Linked DNA regions of Homo sapiens: region 2 is linked to region 1. Evidence: chromatin loops called from intact Hi-C (ENCODE). Cell type or tissue: gastrocnemius medialis. All regions are shown on one strand. Links, peaks and the distances in the headings refer to the core of each region. The heading gives the core; the rest is flanking DNA.

Region 1 (9,667 bases), core at 746-8,745:
TCCCGGGTTCAAACGATTCTTCTGCCTCAGCCTCCCAAGTAGCTGGGATTACAGGTGTGTGCTACCATGCCTGGCTGATTTTTGTATTTTTAGTATAGATGGGGTTTCACCATGTTGGCCAGGCTGGTCTTGAACTCCTGACCTCAAGTGATCCGCCTGTGTCGGCCTCCCAAAGTACTGGGATTAAAGGTGTGAGCCAGCATGCCCAGCCTAAAACTCTTTCTATCTTAAAAAATATGTATGTGTGCATCTCCAAAAAAATTTACAGCAAGGAATTGGCTTGCCTTATTCTGGGATTGGCCAGTCAAGTCCAAAGTCCACAGGGCAGGAAGGAAGGGCAGCAGAAACTTTCCAGCACAAGTTGATGCTATCCCCAGGGAGAATTTCTTCTATTTCAGGGAAGCCTCTATTCTGCTCTTAAGACCTTTCAACTGATTCCACCAGGCCTGCCCATATTATCTAGGATAATCTTCTTTACTGAAAGTCAACTCACTATAGACTTTATATCACATCTCCAGAATACCTTCCCAGCTACACCCAGCGTAGTGTTTGACCAAATGGCTGGGCAGTAGCCCAGCCATGTTGACACATAAAACTGACCATCACAATATGTGTGTTTATGCACTGAGTCAGGATTAAAAATGAATTTCTGACTGTAAAATATAATTTAAAGAGCTCAGGAGGAAGTCATCTCCTCCTTGTGCCCTCTGTTTTGGAAGCAGACATATTCAGATCTGCCCCTTTCCCTCTGTCATTCGCTCCAGGTTTTTTTATTTTAATTCTTAGAGATATTCCAGCTTCCTCCAAGGGTATAAAGTCGGCCTTATGGAGCGGGGGCACTTGACACACCGGTCACAGGGCTGGGCCACACTGGAAACCAGGGGGTTCTCCCAGCCGAGCTCCAAGAAGGATTCTCGTGGTGGTGTGTGCACAAAAGGAAGAATCTGCTTTCTGTGTATTCCGAGTGAATCCTGAAATTCCAATAAGCAAAGTCCTACAGGAAACAGCAATGCGTAGTCCCTAAGTGGAAAAGCTCACAGTCACACAAAACTTCCAGTCCTATGTCAGAAAATCTCTAAGGAACCAATCTGAGTAGGCTACGAAGAGTGTTGCCTCCTCCCTGCAGTTTCTCATCACTCCTTCTACTGTCCGGGTTTCCTGGGTTGTTTTATAAAGGCACAGCTGACTCATAATTCCCAAGCTGAAGCTACTTCTAGGGAAGGAATATACGACATCCTGGATAAACAAAGAAGTCATACATTGTTAATGTACAGAATAGGAAAGCCATGTAGGTGGAGCATCTTCAAATTATGTGTCTTCCTGAGGGAGCAAATCATTCTATAAACACTGGTGAGCCAGGCCACATTCGAGGGGCTGGGGATATAAAGGTGACCAAGATGTGCCTACAAGGAGAAAGACAGCTGTGGACTGAATGCTTGCATCTCCCCCAAATTCACATGTTGAAACTAATCCCCAAAGTAATGGTATTAGGCAGTGGGGCCTTTGGAAGGTGATTAGGTCACAAGGGCAATAGCCGTCATGAATGAGATTAGTGCCTTATGAAAGAGGCTCCAGGGAGCTGCCTTACCCCTTCTACTACATGAGGATGCAGCAAGAAGACACCATCTATGAACCAGAAAGCTGACCCTAAACCCCACAAGACACTGAGTTTGCCGGTGCCTTGATCTTGGACTTCCCAGCCTCTAGAGTTGTGAAAAATTAATTTCTGCTGCTTACACCCAGCTAATTTTTTGTATTTTTAGTAGAGATGAGGTTTCACCATGTTGGCCAGGCTGGTCTCGAACTTCTGACCTCAGATGATCTGCTTGCCTTGGCCTCCTGGAGTGCTGGGATTACAGGCATGAGCCACCACACCTGGCCTATAAGCAATTATTTTTAACCCGTGTCATGTCTGTAAGTACACTTGAAAGTTGTGCAGAACAGTTTGTCCATGAAGACATGTGACATCTCTGTCTCCTGGCCGCTAAATGCCATTAGCCCTGTGGCCCTGATATGGTTTGGATCTGTGTCCCCATCCAAACCTCATGTTCAGTTGTCATCCCCAGTGTTGTAGGTGGGGCCTGGTGGGAGGTGATTGGACCATGAGGGTGGATTTCTCATGAATGGCTTAGCACCATCTCCTCTGTGCTATTCTCCGCAACAGTGAGTGAGTTCTCACGGAATCTGGTCGTTTAGAAGGGTGTGGCGTCTCCCCCATCTCTCTCTCTTGCTCCTGCTCCAGCCATGTGAGAAGAAAGCTCCCCCTTTGCCTTCCACCATGACTGGAAGCTTCCTGAAGTCTCCCCAGAAGCAGAAGCTAATATGATTCCTGTACAGCCTGCAGAACCATGAGCCAATTAAAATTCTTTTCTCTATAAATTACCTAGTCTTAGGTATTTCTTTTTTTTTTTTTTTTTTGAGACGGAGTCTCGCTCTGTCTCCCAGGCTGGAGTGCAGTGGCGCAATCTCGGCTCACTGCAAGCTCCGTTTCCCAGGTTCACGCAATCCTCCTGTCTCAGCCTCTCGAGTAGCTGGGACTACAGGCGCCCACCACCATGCCTGGCTAATTTTTTTTGTATTTTTAGTAGAGACGGGGTTTCACTATGTTAGCCAGGATGGTCTCAATCTCCTGACCTCGTGATCCGCCCTCCTCGGCCTCCCAAAGTGCTGGGATTACAGGCGTGAGCCACCGCGCCTGGCTAGTCTTAGGTATTTCTTTATAGCAATGCAGGAATGGTCTAATACACCTTCTTTCATCATTATGACAATGAAAAAACTCCCACATTTCTAGTATGTCCCTTGTTATGAGTTTCTGCCCTTGTTGAGAACAACTGCTCTGGATGGGCACACAAAGCATCTAGACAGGACTGATTATGGACTCAAGATCTAAAAAAGAAAATGATACGATCTTTTAGTGAGAGAAAGTAGATAAAACAGATAATAGGGAATGAGAGGGCAAATTATGAATATTTATTGATACCACATATTAATTAGAATGTTTTGGGCTGCAAGTAAAGAACATTCATTTAGAGCAGGCTTGAACAATAAAGAAAGGCATTGTGGCACAAATAGGATGTTGAGAAGTACAGAGTGTGACCAACTGACTCTGGGCAAACTCTGGAGCCGGACTAGCTAGGTTTGCACCCTAGACCCACCATTTACCAGCTAGTTATATTGACTTAGGCAAGTTACTTAACTTTTCTCTGTTTTGGTTTTATCATCTGCACAATGGGATTAGAAGTATATCCACCTCATAGGTCTAAGTGATTTAATATAAAAGTACAAGTGCTTCAGATCAGTGCTTGTATTTTTCGTATTTTTAGTAGAGATTTTGTATTTTTAGTAGAGATGGGGTTTCACAATGTTGGCCAGGCTGGTCTTGAACTCCTGACCTCAGTTGCTCTGCCCACCTCAGCCTCCCAAAGTGCTGGCATTACAGGTGTGAGCCACTGTGCCTGGCCGATTATAAGCATTTCTTTTTTTTTTTTTTTGAGACAGAGTCTTGCTCTGTCGCCCAGGCTGGAGTGCAATGGTGCGATCTCGGCTCACTGCAAGCTCCGCCTTCTGGGTTCACGCCATTCTCCTGCCTCAGCCTCCTGAGTAGCTGGGACTACAGGGGCCCGCCACCACATCCGGCCAATTTTTTGTATTTTTAGTAGAGACAGGGTTTCACCGTGTTAGCCAGGATGGTCTCTATCTCCCGATCGTGATCTACCCACCTTGGCCTCCCAAAGTGCTGGGATTACAGGCATGAGCCACCGCGCCCGGCCCATTATAAGCATTTCTAAACGTACATAAGGAAGATTTAAAAAGTCCTGCTATGTGCTCAAAGGGCACAGGCCGGGTGGGGAAACAAATGAGGTGAGAGATCCTGCACTCAAGCCGTGGTGTTTTTTTTTTTTTTTTTTTTATACTTTAAGTTCTAGAGTACATGTGCACAACGTGCAGGTTTGTTACATATGTATACATGTACCATGTTGGTGTGCTGCACCCATTCGCTCGTCATTTACATTAGGTATTTCTCCTAATTCTATCCCTCCCCCCTCCCCCGACCCAAGCCGTGGTTCTTAAAGCATCTGAGCTCGAAGACCAGCTTTAACACTTCCAGTCCTTGGTGGACAGTTCTATGGTCCTCACACATGACTAGTTGCAGCTAGGAGGGCCTCTGCTGGGAGTTCAATGCGCAAACTGGTCTACACCCTGTTCAATGAGCTGGGCACGTTGATGGGATGCTTAGGTACTGTGGCAATTTGAAAGTGCTATGCAAGTTCCTGAATTCTTATCCTCAATTTGTGGGCCAGTTAGAACAGGTCGCAGCAGCACTGGTCCAATGTTCCTTTAAGTAACCTTGCACTAGGGAAACTTCTAGCGAATTTGTACCCCTATAGTTTTCTTCCAGTTTCTTTCTTACACACAGACTCTTTTCTTCTAGAGGGGTTCCAAGTGACTTCGTCCCCTCCTGGGCTCAGCTGTGGCTTCTGAGCTCTCCAGCAAAGCCAGGCTCCCATTGAGAGACAAATCCAGAGCCTTGTGGACAGGTGCTTGGCAGGCACCCTGCCTGCAGGGCCACGCCCTCCTGCACAGCCATGCGTAGCCTCAGCTCCAGTTCCCTGACCTCCATGGACGCTCCGACACTCGGCAAAGAGACCAGTCAGGGGACCAGGGAAAGAGGCAGAGTGGGGAGCTTCCGGGCCCTCAGGCAAGCAGCGGCTAGGTGAGGACAGTTACCAAAATGGTAATCATAGCCAGGGGCTGGAAAACCTTTCTTGAGATGTAGCAGTCAAACCACATAGTTGTTAAATGACCATAACTATGTCTTAAATAATCAGTTCAGCTGGTCTCTATTTAACATAATAGCTGCCTATTAAACCTAGATTAAGTACAGAGTTCAACATCTCTAGGACACAGAAACCCCAAAATGACTGCCAAACCCAGAATGAAACCTCTGGCTGGAAGGAGCCGCAAATGTGTCCACCTGGCCTGGGTGTGTTCTGGTCTGGAGAATGCGGAGTCCGCATCCCACTGCCCAGCTGTCTGTGCTTGAAGAATAATATTTCCCAGGGCTGGGGCAGGGCGGGGGACAAGCTTTGGAATACATTTCAATCCTGATTATATCTCACGACTGCTTTAGTCTTGTAGACATTTCTGAACATGTCAGAAATACAGAAACACCTCCAAGAAGCACTGTGAGGCCTGTATGGCCTCGAATATACCAGATGATGGCAAATTCTGCCTCTTCTTTCTAGCCCCATTCCCCTGGCGTAGAAAGGTCCTTACCTACACTCAGGGCTGCAGTAAGAGCCCCCCACCCTTCTTCCATCCTCTATCCTGCCACTATTCACTGATTTATTCATCCATTCACTCACTTGGCCGGGCGCGGTTGCTCACGCCTGTAATCCCAGCACTTTGAGAGGCTGAGGCGGCTGGATCACGAGGTCAGGAGATCAAGACCACCCTGGCTAACATGATGAAACCACATCTCTACTAAAAAAATACAAGAAATTACCGGGCGTGGTGGCGGGCACCTGTAGTCCCAGCTACTCGGGAGGCTGAGGCAAGAGAATGGCGCGAACCCGGGAGGCAGAGCTTGCAGTGAGCCGAGATCGCGCCACTGCACTCCAGCCTGGGCAACAGAGCGAGACTCCGTCTCAAAAAAAAAAAAAACCAAAACAAAGAACATCCATTCACTCACTCATTCATTCATTCCAGAAATAATTTCTGTGTACCCACTATGTGCTGAACACTCAGGTAGCAAGACAGTGGCAGCAAAAACAGACCCCCAAGGGCTGATATTTTGGTGGGAGAGGCTGCCACTGTTCAGAGTGGTCTTTCTAAAAGGCAGTCTGTCCCCTGTTCTCTCAGCCTCCAGGAATAAAAGGTCCTGTTTATCTCTCTTTGCTTATTTCATGCCTCCGCCTTCTTCCTTTGGGAGCCAGCCCGTACATCCAGTAAGTGATGTTCCTCAGCTCCTTCTGGGGACCACCTGCATAAACATTACCTGGGATGGTAGTTAAACATGCATACTCCCAAACCCCTCTCCAGACCTAGGGAACTGGAATTTTTTTCTTGGTTGGGCTGGAGAACCAGCCCTTTCATTTGAATCAGGTTCCACGGGTGACTTGGCTGCATGCTGAGGTTGGCGAGTGACCACTGACTAGTGTTTCCGAGTGTTTGCCACATTCAGGCTTTGTTCCACGCCTCCCTCTGCCTAAATGTGGCCTGGTCCCCTTGATCTGCTTGGGGACACTTATCTGTCAAGACTCAGCTCAGTGTCACGGCTTCAGTGGCCTTTCCTGACCCTCACCCGCAGCAGAGTTGGTGGTTCACTCCCAGTGTCCGGTTTCTTCCCTCCGAGGCACATACTTGTAAAGGCCTCCACCAAAGCCCCCTGGGCATTCAATCAATGCAGAGTTCTGTGTATACAGCTGAGCCCTCTAAAGCTGGAGTCCCCGAGGGCCAGTGGGCTCCTCTCCATATCCCAACCCCTAGGTGGGACCAGCCTTCCCCAGCTCCCCACAGCTGGCTGCAAAGTGAGGCAAGGGCTGCAGTGTTGAGGACAGCCATGAAAAGAGGAGGTTCCATTCCTGCCTCCCTGGCTGTTCTCCAGTCTTTTTTTTTTTCTTTTTTTTCTTTTTGAGATGGAGTCTTGCTCTGTCACCCAGGCTAGAGTGCAGTGGCGTGATCTCAGCTCACTGCAGCCTCCACCTCCCGGGTTCAAGCGATTCTCCTGCCTCAGCCTTCCGAGTAACTGGGATTACAGGCGCCCGCCACCGTGCCCAGCTAATTTTTGTATTTTTGGTAGAGACGGGGTTTCACCATCTTGGCCAGGCTGGTTTTGAACTCCTGACCTCGTGATGCACCCGCATCGGCCTCCCGCAGTGCTGGGATTACAGGCGTGAGCCACTGTACCCGGCCTCTCCAGTCTCTTAATCCCCATCACCACAACCTCAGGAGGGCTATCGTTGTTTTGATTTTCACCATAACTGGATTTTTCCTCTGCTGGAGGAGACTGGCAAAGCTAAGTATCCCTCGAAGTCCAGGACAAACAACGAACATCATCTATTCTCTATAAGGAGAGTTTCATTCAAATGGCAGGAAACTGTTCTTGTGGGATGGCTTGGCTCAGTTATTTCAAGCTTGGTTTTCTTTTGTGGGGTGGAGTTAGAGCTCATCTCTTGCTGCCTGTCAGAAAACTCTTCCTGAGAGTGTAGGAATTACTGTGTCGTGTGGATGACCAGATTGTTAAGGGTAAGAGCGAGAAACGACCAATGTCAGTGATACAATCAATTTTTTGCTTTCCACATTTTAAAATCAAATTCATTTGCTCTGTATAATAGACTGGACACATGTTTTCTTAGTTCGTCCATTTACTCACTTGTCTGGGAAGATCTATATTGGGGGGCAATTTTTGCTTTATTGAGAAGATAATGTAATCCATAATGAGAAATTTTCCGTCTTCACGCTTGTGCTGGGGACGGCAGGAGGCTGTGAATCGCTGATGGAGATGGATGGAGCCTGCTGTCCTTCTGAGTCCTGCGCCATGCTTGCCGGGGGCGGGAGTCACAGCCCCCAACTCAACTGTGTGAGCCGAAACCTGGCTTTTTCCAAGCATTTTGTTATGAATGCTAGATTCAAGGCACAATTTTTAGTTCTTATTTTTCTTTAATCCAACAGGAGGTTAACGTGTAGTCTTTGTAGTCAGACAACTTGGTTTCAAATTCTAGTTTGACCTCTTACTAGCTGTGTATTTGTGGACAAGTAACCTAACCTTTCTTTTCTGTGGTTTCCTGAAGGATAAATTGGGGGACCAAAATACTACCTTGCTGTCAGAGTTGTTGCGGGGATGATGATGATGATTTTTGAGACAGGGTCTCCCTCTGTTGCCCAGGCTGGAGTGCAGTGGCACCATCTTGGTTCACTGCAGCTTGGACCTCCCATGCTCAAGAGATCCTCCAGCCTCAGTCTCCCTAGTAGCTGGGACTATAGGCACGTGCCACCACGCCTGTCTTATTTTTGTATTTTCTTGTAGAGATGGGGTTTTGGTATTTTGCCAAAGGTGGTCTCAAACTCCTGGGCTCAAGCGATCTGCCTAACTCAGCCTCCCAAAGTGCTGGGATTCCAGGCATGAGCTCTTGGTCTATTGTGAGGATTGAATGAGATGGTGTGTGTTGTAAAGGTCTTAGCATGGGGCCTTGTCCTCAGTGGCTATTTTGTTTTGACAACACTCTCTTCCTTTATCTCCTGTTTGTTCTTTCTCAGTATCCTTTCTTGGCATTTTGTCTCTATTTGCCACTAAAACATGGACTTTCCTGAGGGTTCTATCTTTAACCTGTTTTTTTCCTTTCTTCTTATTTAGCACATGGTTTTAGGGGCGATTAAACTTAATCCTGTGGTGGCCAATGCTTCTCTCCTTGGTTATCACCCCCAGGGCTGGGCTTTCAGCTCAACTCCTCTGTTCCAAAGTTCGGACCACTTTGCTAAAGGCCTGCTGGGCATCTCCATGTGGCTGTTTCATGGGCACCTCCACGTCTGAAGTCATCTTACCATCACAGCCCCCTCCCCACCAGACACACTCAGCTGTCTCTTCTTTCTTGGGTGTCTAGTTCACAGTTATTTTGTTGCGGGACAATCAAAGACAGGAGAGACCGAACAGAGTGAGTTCAGGAAAGGTCTTTATTAAAAGGTGATCACCTGGCTCAGTAGGACCAGCATCCAGGAAAGTCTGAGCCCCGGACAAAGAAAGCAGCCACCTTTTAAGTAGTCGGTGGCCGGGAGCTACATGATGCAGGAAGTGTACTTACAGAATCGAGAACGAAGGCAGTTGATGAGTCTTTTACATTTATCTATACTGTATGTTCCACATCCCTGGGAAACCATGTTTCTGTATCAACCTTGTAACTTTGCAGCTGAGCTAGGGGGGTGAAGCAGGAACTCGCTGAGCCTCAGGGAGGGTGAAACTGGGGAGTACAGATAGGGCTCGCTGACACAGAAGGAAAAACAGGCAGTTAGTATTCTTCTCCAGCTTAGACTACGGGGGGCGCTACACTACACTTAGCTTTTGAAGGAAAAAGTAAAAATTGTTGGTGGTCTTTGATTATACTTGTAAAATTCATGAAGTCCTTCTTCAATTTCACATTCTGGACATTGCCTTTGAACATGTGTCAATCAATTAATGTCTCTCCTAAAAATGAAACTATTAATTAACATATGACCTTTAATTTTTTTTTCTTTCTTTGAGACGGAATCTCGCTTTGTCACCCAGGCTGGAGTGCAGTGGTGCGATCTCGGCTCACTGGAAGCTCCGTTTCCTGGGTTCACGCCATTCTCCTGCCTCTGCCTCCTGAGTAGCTGGGACTACAGGCGCCCGCCACCATGCCCGGCTAATTTCTTTTTTTTTTTTTTTGTATTTTTAGTAGAGACAGGGTTTCACTGTGTTAGCCAGGGTGGTCTCGATCTCCTGACCGAGACGGGGTTTCACTGTGTTAGCCAGGATGGTCTCAATCTCCTGACCTCGTGATCTGCCCGCCTCGGCCTCCGGAAGTGCTGGGATTATAGGTGTGAGCCACCTCGCCGGGCCGACCTTTAATAATTTTTAAAAAGGCAAACAGGTGATAAAACTCTTGTCCTTGAACCTTTCCTTTGCACATACAGTGAAATCAAAACCCTT
Region 2 (9,667 bases), core at 847-8,846, 51 kb before region 1:
CCAGAAAGCGGACTTTTCCGTGAGGCTTTGACTGTGTGATTTGCTGACTGGTTTATACATGAACATAGTTGCAGGGTTTGGGTAACCACAGTGGCAGGAGAACAGCTGGGATGTGGTCAGCGAGCACATCTCCCAGCCCCATAACAGCACCCACAGAAGCCTGTCCTTGACAACTGAGAGACCTTGGGGCCAGCCGGCTCACGTGCTCCCTTCATGGTGGCTTGGCAGGGAGGGCAAGGCTTACCAACTTCTTTATATCAAGGCTGGATCAGTTTGGAATTTGTTTTGCTATTATTGACTGCGCTCCTTCCCTGCAAACTCTTTCTATATATATCGTAGACTCTGTCTCAGTCCTCATGACCACTGTATGAGGTGGGTAGGAGTATTCCCATTTTCTAGGAAACTGAGGTTCCAAAAGCTAAGTGAATGGATGAACAAGTGGTAGGGTCAGGATTAGAATCCATGTCCACCTGAATCCAAAACCAGTGCATTTTCCACTAGGCATGTGGCTCATTTTCCTTACTGTCTCCTCACCTCTCCTGCTAGGCTTGATGGAGAAACACTATGGGGAGCAAGCTTGTACCCCACTTTCTGCAGCACTGCCAAAGCTAGTGGAGTATGAATGTGGTACTGTCACCTCCAGTCAATGCACCCACTGTCCATAGACAAGCTCTGCCGGTGCATTGTTCTTCTGGTGGGCTCTGCCCACCTTGTGAATCACCGGGAAGCTCAGGGAGACAGTGGATTTCCTAGAGCACTCAGATGAGATTCCAGGAAGTGACTATGTCATACCTGCTGCCAGGGATCTTAGGGTGGTCACCAAAGTTCGAGCCCTTTGGAAGAGATCTCACTGGCTGATATAAATAAATTCTCATAACTCATGCATGGAGGTCTTGTTGTTGAGTTTCCAACCAACAACAGGTTTTAAAGGTTCTCCTAAGAGAGTACCCAGGCATTGAGTCTATTCTACAGATTAGACAAATTCAGCCATGAATGTGGGAATGGGGATACTCAAGGATCTACCCAATGTCTGGAGGATTTGCTTGAGAAGCTCAATTATTTTTTAACAAAAGTGGCCACTAGTATTTTTAAATATGCAGATCATGTTGAGGTTATATATCAGTTAGGGTAAAGCTGGACTGCTACAACAAAGAGACCCAATAATAACCTGACTAAAGTTTATGTATTTCTCATATAACAGTCCAGTAATTTCAATTGCAACAGTCCAGGGTGAGCTTTTGAGACTGGTGGGAGATTCAGCTCCATGTGGTCATTCAGGGATTCATGTTCCTTATTAGTCATTGTTCCACAATAATCCACAATTATTGTGATCTGCATAATTTAAGCTGTGTTACTGCCAAGCCTGGGCTGTAGCCTGTAGGAAAGGTAAAGGGTGTGGAGGAAACAGGGCTCTTCTTGCATCCTTACTTCCTCTCCTGTTAAGTCATATGTGCCCATCTAGCTGAAAGGGAGGCTGGGAAATTAATGCACTTGGGCAGCCATTGTTTTACTGTTAGGAAACAAGGGAGCTTAGATTTTGTGGACAACTAGCAATATTTGGTAGACAACTAGAAGCTGGGTGCATCTCATTGATCTAGCATGGCATAGAAGAGGAAGTGCTGGCTCTGGACCCTGAAGACGTGGGTTCGAATCCTTGCTCTGTCATTTTAAACTGGATAAGCTGCCTCATCTCTCTGACCATGGCTTGCTTCAACTGCTGTGCCTTCCTTAAATAGCAATTGGGAGGATTGTAACACAACAGGTGCTTGATACCTTAGTCATGGTTGCAAGAAATGAAAACCAGCTTGAGTTAGCTTGAGAAAAGGGAGATTTAATTTGAGGTCCAGGTCATCTCAGAGAACCCAAAGGCAGGAATTATAGATGGATCTTTGTAGGGAAGAACTGGAATTTGAAGGCAAAAGGAGGAAAGAGGAGGGAATTTGAGGAGCCCTCAATCCATTAGCAAAAACAGCTGGTACTAACTCCAAATTAAATCCTGACTGCATCTGTTTCTCTCCTGTACCTCCTTCCCTGGTCCAGGTGACCTTTGAGCCTTCTCTGGACTGATGACTGACCGTTCCCTCTGCCTTCATTCTTATGCTCTCAAATCCATCCTTTCACACAAGAGCAAGAGTGAAATTTAGAAACATTAATGAGATATGTCTCCTGTTTGAGACCTGTAGTGTCTTCCTGCAGCAATGCAGAATAAAACCCCAGCTCCTTACCCTGGTTTACCAAGCCCCATGCAATGTGACCTCCCCTCCCTGACTGCATCTGCCACTCTTCCCCTCTTCCACTTTGCTTTAGCCACGTGGTCCAGCTGTATATAAACATATCATTTAAATCTTTCTCCTGCCTCAGGACCTTGGACGACTATTTTCCCTTCCTGGAGAAATCTCGACACTTTGTGCTTTTAGTAATCCACACTTCAGTATAAAATCTTAGAGTGACCTCTATCACGTCAGCCTACTTTAATTCTCTACACAGCCATTAACACAATTTTATAGTTTTCTCACTAATATACTTATTTGTTGTTACCCAATTCCCAGACCCCATCGCCCCAATAAATGCAATCTTTATAAAAGCAGGGAACTGCCTATCTTGATCTCTGATGTATCCTGTTTGCTTAGGAATACTTTTTGAATGAACGGAGTTAATTTAAAAAAATATATGTAACTTTACTGCTTGTAACCCTTTCAAAATTTAACTCTGTATTTTGAACTTCTTTCCACTTCAACGAATACACAATTACTATATGCTCACAGTATTCCATTACTTAGATACCATAACCAATGTAAACAACTTCCTGCTGTTGAATATTTAGTGAATATCCTTATATAGAGACGTCTTTGCACATTCTTCATTATTTCCTAGAATACATTTATACATGTGAAATAATTGATTTAAAGGATAGTCTACTTCTAAGATTTGATATATAAAGCAAAACTGACTTCTAGGGAAACTGCGATTGTTTTTATGTCCTCTGACGGGGCATGAGAGTGCCAGGTTCCCCAGGCCCTCGGAGAAGGACTATTATCATTTTTTATTTTGCCAATCGGATGCACTAAAAATGTCATCTTGTTGTATCAATTCATGTTTTAAAAAATTACCAATGGTGTTGAACATTTTTCTTCTACTTATTGTATTTAATTCTTTTGTTCCTCTCCTTGACTCTTTTTTTAAAATAAGCGCATCATCTTCGCGCGTTATTCTTGGTTATGGGTTTCCTCTTTCATCCTCAGAGACTCACATTTAGGTGGGAGAACATTTGCAAGAATGAGGGAAATTGATTCTTGCCATGCACTCTAAGCTCCCAAGAGGCCCTCTCCTTCCTCACCATTAGAATACAAATTGGCTGCTGGGGAGTGAGGAACCTGTGTGAAGAGAAGTCAACAGTGACTAAGAGGCCGGGCTTTATACAATCCCAGTCACTGGTGCACCCCTCTCAAAGGCTTCCAAACCCTTACAAATTGCTTCTGAATATCAATGGGAATCTCCTGCTTGGCAAACAACTTAGGCATCAGCACCTTTATCAGAATGAAAGTGTTGATTTCTCCATTCTGCAGAACTGCTCAGAGCTGACCAAAGCCAACCAATTACATGGGTATTTATTGAGCACCCAAAGCATTGTAGACTAGTTGGGGAGATGCCTTCCTGGGTCTTTGAAGGACATCTGGAGTGATTTAGGCCTCATCATAAGATATAAGCAAAAGCATTTCCTTCTACAGTTAACACTGGAGCAGGCCACATCACAGGGCCAGCCAAGCTTTGGGCCAAACCTCTATCATCACCAAGATAGAATCAACAGCTTCGGACTTAGACTGAGTATGGAAATCCATATTTAGGAGGTGGTTAACAATGGTCAAATAGCGAAAACAATATTTTTGTTGTTAGTCTTTAATTTTTCTGCTCTTGTTTTTCAGGAAGGTGTGACTTGCAGAGGAGTTGATTCCTTCTTATGTACATTTACTGGAGAAGTTTACAGCAGGAGACTGGGGTCTGAGACACACGCATCTTTGGTGAGAGAAGATGGGGATGCAAGCTAGGTCCCCGTATACGGCTATGGGAGGGGACTGGTACCCCCACTCCAGTGCTCTTAAACAGTGATCGGCTTTCCAGGAAGCTCTACATTGTCAATGAAAGGGCTGTTCTTTACACTTTACTCTGAGGGTTTTTTTTTGTGTGTGCATACGTACACAAGCATGCATAGTCACGAGCAAGCACGACTGTGTGCATGAGTTCAAGTATTCTTTCTGAAAAGAAATGATGAGGCCGGGCGCGGTGGCTCACACCTGTAATCCCAGCACTTTGGGAGGCTGAGGCGTGCGGATCACGAGGTCAGGAGATCCAGAGCATCCTGGCTAACAGGTGAAACCCCATCTCTACTAAAAATACAAAAAATTATCTGGGCGTGGTGGTGGGTGCCTGTAGTCCCAGCTACTCGGGAGGCTGAGGCAGGAGAATGGCATGAACCCAGGAGGCAGAGCTTGCAGTGAGCGGAGATCGTGCCACTGCACTCCAGCCTGGGCGACAGAGCGAGACTCCGTCTCAAAAAAGAAAAAAGAAAGAAAGAAAGAAAGAAAGAAATGATGGTGATAGTAGAAAGTTGTTGTTGTAAAAATATCCTTTTTTTTTTTTTTTTTTTTTTTTGGAGAAAGAGTCTCACACTGTGTCACCCAGGCTGGAATGCGGTGGCACAATCTTGGCTCACCTCAACCTTTGCCTCCCAGATACAAGCGATTCTTCTTCCTCAGCCTCCCAAGTAGCTGGGATTACAGGCACCCACCACCACGCCTAGCTAATTTTTTTGTATGTTTAGAAGAGACAGGGTTTCACCACGTTGGCCAGGCTGGTCTCAAACTCCTGATTTCAAGTGATCTCCCCATCACAGCCTCCCAAAGTGCTGGGATTTCAGGCGTGAGCCACTGTGTCCAGCTAAAAATATCCTTTCCTGGTAAAGTAAAAAGCTTCCAAATGCATGTTTGTCTTTCCAGTTTTTTCCCTGTTATCTGTGAAATCATCCGATCATTAGATCTACTGCTTTTCATGTAACTGTGATGTCCTGTTTTAATGGAAAATTGACTTTTGCAGTGTGCCCCAAAGAATAAAGCCCTCAAAGGATGTGAAGCCTGAACTCACTTCAAATGCTGGAAAGGCCCTTTCCTTAGCTGAGCTGTGGAGGAACCAGGACTCCTGTGGCACTGCCCTAACGAGGAGGCAGTGCTGCCAGATTCAGGTGGGTGTCCCCTCGGGTGGGGCTGGCTGGACTGTGGACAGGAGGCACCATTCAGCCCACAGGAGAAGCTGCCTTGGTGCAGGGGAGGGTCCTGTGATCCAGGGGCCTGAGCAGGTTTGGAGGGAAAGCTGAAGAGGAAAAGTAAGGATGTAAACAAATTAAAAAGCAAAAAACAACCCCATTAAAAAGGAGGCAAAGGACATGAACAGACACTTCTCAGAAGACATCCAGGTAGCCAACAAACATATGAAAAAATGCTCATCTCTAATCTTCAGAGAAATGCAAATCAAAACCACAATGAGATACCATCTTATGCCAGTCTGATTGGCTTTTGCTAAAAAGCCAAAAAATAACAGATGTTGTCAAGGCTGTGGAGAGAACGGGACATTGATACACTGTTGGTGGGAGTGTAAATGAGTGTAGCCTTTGTGGAGAGCAGTTTGGAGATTTCTCAAAGAACTGAGTTGAGCTGCCATTCAACCCAGCAATCCCATTATGGGGTATAGATCCACAGGTAAATAAATCGTTCTACCAAATGAACGCATGCACCTGTATGTTCACTGTAGTGCTCCTCACAATTGCAAAAGCATGGAATCAACATAGGTGCCCATCAATGGTGGATTAGATAAAGACAATGTGGTACATATACACCATGGAATACAGTAGTCATAAAAAGACAAAATCATGGGCCAGATGTGGTGGCTTGTGCCTGTAATCCCAGCACTTTGGGAGGCCGAGGTGGGCAGATCACCTGAGGTCAGGAGTTCAAGACCAGCCTGACCAACATGGTGAAACCCCGTCTCTACTAAAAATTCAAAATTAGCTGGGCGTGGTGGCAGGCGCCTGTAATCCCAGCTCCTCGGGAGGCTGAGGCAGGAGAATCGCTTGAACCAGGGAGGCAGAGGTTGCCGTGAGCTGAGATTGAGCCATTGCACTCTAGCCTGGGCGACAGAGTGAGACTCCGTCTCAAAAAACACCAAAAACCGAAAAACAAAATCATGTCCCTTGCAGCAACATGGATGCAGCTGGAGGCCATTATCCTAAGCAAACTAACACAGGAACAGAAAACCAAATACCACACGTTCTCAGTTATAAATGGGAGCTAAATATTGGGTACACAAGGACAGAAAGTTGGGACCAAAAGACACTGTAGACTACTAGATAGGGAAGGGACGGAGGGAGGCAAGGGTTGAAAAACTACCTATTGGGTACTATAGGAACCTGGGTGATGGGATCATTCATACCCCAAACCTCAGCATCACACAAAATATCTCTGTAACGAACCTGCACATGTAACTTCTGATTCTAAAATATAAGTTCAAAAAGAAAAAAAAATACCCCCGCAACTACCGGTTCACCCCCTCTTCCTCCCTCCTTCCTGGCTTCCTCCGATTATATTCATTTTAAAAATCAGTGGGTCTCCAGGGAAATTATTCAAGGGGCCAATGTATGCCGCCAAAGTTAAATAATCAGAGTCTAGACATTGGTTTTTTAATTTAGGGAACTCAAAAATAAAGCAAAAAGATAAATACAAGTAAAAAGAAGTTTCACTATGTTCCCTGGGGTTAAAAAAAATGCATGGTAGGGAGCTCTGGGAACCCTGAACTGAAAAACATACAGAATCAATTAAATGGATGCAGAGCGATGGCGGGTGATGGCTCCCCGTTGTCTCTTCCCTGTGTCATCATTCTCGCTAATTCTCAGGGCTGGAGACTCTAGAGGTATTATCAGGAGATAAGAGGCCAGTCTCATATTCCTGGGAGAAAAATCCCCGCCGATTTGCAGTAAGATCTTGGATTTGACCTATGACTTTTATGTCACAAAGGATCAGCGATTGCAATTCGGGTAATAGAAGAGGCCAAGTCAGCTTTCTCTTTTTCCTGCCTCCCGTCCTCCCTCCCCGCCTCCAAAGGACAACCTCAATTTGTTTGGAATTATATTTAAGCAGCAACCTGATGAAATACCTACCAGAGGCAAGGGTGGCATCCGCATTCCTTGTGTTATCTGGTCGGACGCCCCCGCAGGCCGTCTAACTTATTCAAAGGCGCGGCTGAGCGTTTGCAGCGCGGTCTGCAGTGAGATTCCAGGCCCCACGTGTCGCACATCGCGGTGGCCGCGCTTGTTTTCATGATGCTGGGGATGCGGGTGTTGTGCTCCTGGAGAGGGGAAGGGCTTGGGAAATGTAACTTACGAATCTTCTTAACGGTTGCCAACAAAACTCCGCAGCTGAGCTGCAAGCACTGGACAAGGGGCGCCCGGCAGCTCCCCCGCAGAGCGCACGGCGGACCCGGGGTTGGGGGTCGGGGGCCCAGCAGTGCCTTCACCCCGGAGGGCTCCAGTCACAGCCCAGAGGGGTCGACCCTCTGGCCTGTGAGTTGCTGCGAGGCTGTGGGCTGGGGAGAGGGATTCTCGAGTTCAAAGGCAAGGCTTGCAGCCACCTGTCGCTGGAGGAGGAACTGGTGGGGACGCCCGGGGAGGGGGTCGGGCTGGGCAGGAAGGGCAGGGACTCTTCCCGAAGGACAGCGGACGGGAGGTGGTTTCTGTAAAATAATACCGAGGGATCCGAGAGCCGACACTTCAGAGCCCCCAGACCCCCTGTCCCTGGGAAGACCAACTAGCAGGAAGTCACGGCCACTTCTAAAGGAGTCGACATTTTGCACGCTTTCACACTGGTTTTAGCACTTTTATGATCTGATTGAAAAGTAGTCGTAAAAAAAAGAAAACCTAAAATTAAAAATTTAGAAAATAGATTCGTGAAGTCATAACAATTTACATACATACAACTGAAAAAGCGCGCTTAGGTGTGCAAGGTGTTTCATGTGCTATGGAAAATGGTGTGCGTGTGGGAGCTGGAGGGTGGGGGGGATGGTCTCTAGACTCCCCGGTCCGTGGCCTACATGTGAGAACCAATAGACTAGAAGTTTAAACAATCAGACTTCTCCCTCTACCTTATGTGAGGGAAACTTCTGAGCTTCCAAATCCATACATTCAGCCCAGATGCAATCGCTGTGTTGAACGCTTGTGTCCAGATGCCTGTGGGCTACATGGATGTCTCACAGGTAAAAATCAACATTTCTAGACTTCTTTCTCTGAGTTAGAGCTGGGAAGTTACTTTGGATGCCTCCCTCTTCCTCAGCAATGCTTCTTCCTGTCTCCTTAGTCACCACATTTGGCAACTTCCTAAAGCATCTCTGGAACCCCACACCCCCACTCTCTGGCCCTTCCCTGTCATAGCCTGGCTCAGGCCTTCCGTGGCCATTGTCAGGGGCTCAAACCACCTTCACTTGACCCTTCTGACGCTCCCATGTGCCATACCATTCCCATGCATAACACCTCTCCCCTAAGAAGATACGCAGCACCAGCAGTCATAAGGGAAATGCAAATCAAAATCACAAGATACCACTACTTACCTAAAGGAATGGCTAAAATAAGAAATAGCAGCAACACCAAATTCTGGCAAGGATGTGGAGAAAACACATTACTCATACATTGCTGTTGGGAATGAGAAAAGGTACAGTCACTTTGGTGGGTGGTTCTTTTTTTTATTTTTGAGATGGAGTCTTACTCTGTCATCCAGGCTGGAGTGCAGTGGCACTATCTCGGCTCACTGCAACCTCTGCCTCCCAGGTTCAAGCGATTCTCGTACCTGAGCCTCCCGAGTAGCTGAGACTACAGGCACTTGCTACCACGCCCATCTAATGTTTGTATTTTTAGTAGAGACAGGGTTTCATCATGTTGGCCAGGCTGATCTCAAACTCCTGACCTCAAGTGATCCTCCTGCCTCGGCTTCCTAAAGTGCTGGGATTACAAGCGTGAGCCACTGTGCCCACCCCCAGGTACAGTCACTTTGCAAAACAGTTTGACAGTTTCTGTAAAAACTAAACAAGTAACTACCACACAACAATTGCATTCCTGAGCATTTACCCCCTGAGAAAGAAAAACTATGTTCACAGAAAAACCTGTACACAGATGTCTACAGCAGCTTTATTCATAATAGCCAAAATCTGTCCTTCACTGGCTCAGAGGTCCTTCGACAGGTGAATAGTTAAACAAACTGTGCTACATCTATACCCTGGAATGCTACTCAGCAACAGGGAGTGGAGTATTGGTACTTGCAACAGATTAGATGACTCTCCAAGAAAAAATGTCGAGTATGGCAAGCCAAACCCAAAAGGTGTATATAATCGTACGATTCCATTTATATAGCATTCTTGAAATGACAACATTTTGCAAATGGAGACCAGATTAGTAGTTGCCAGGGATTTGGCTTGAGGGTCAGGGTGCAGGGAAGTTTGTGTGATTATAACAGGAGAGAGCCGTGTGGGTTGGAATTGTTGAACAATAGTTGACTGTGATGATGGATACACGAACCTACAGAGGTGATAAAATTGTATAGAGTTGATACACGAACAGCAATGAGTACAAGTAAAA

Evidence for each region. A loop is a pair of places that touch in the nucleus more often than their neighbours do. Peaks named below come from ENCODE experiments on the same cell type or tissue, not always from the same donor. Only the 100,000 strongest peaks of a DNase experiment are listed, where the experiment ranks them.
Region 2: it touches region 1 in a loop (3-fold over the local background); 7 of 110 quality-filtered maps call a loop at or near these places.

The regions. Positions count from the first base shown.
Region 1 is chr15:93,153,717-93,163,383 of GRCh38, forward strand. The region is part of intron 4 of LOC101927025 (a long non-coding RNA gene); the gene reads left to right. Among named protein-coding and RNA genes, the nearest start is that of RGMA, 69 kb to the left of the region's middle. In gastrocnemius medialis, for the core only: no CTCF peak of the experiment used is centred there; DNase peaks (open chromatin) are centred at 4,575 and 6,439; H3K27ac peaks cover 956 bases.
Region 2 is chr15:93,102,282-93,111,948 of GRCh38, forward strand. It overlaps LOC101927025 (a long non-coding RNA gene), which reads left to right. Exons shown (of 5, transcript XR_007064769.1): 2 at 3,924-4,019; 3 at 5,092-5,236. Among named protein-coding and RNA genes, the nearest start is that of RGMA, 18 kb to the left of the region's middle. RefSeq lists an enhancer at 3,162-3,871 and a silencer at 3,279-3,573. In gastrocnemius medialis, for the core only: no CTCF peak of the experiment used is centred there; no DNase peak of the experiment used is centred there.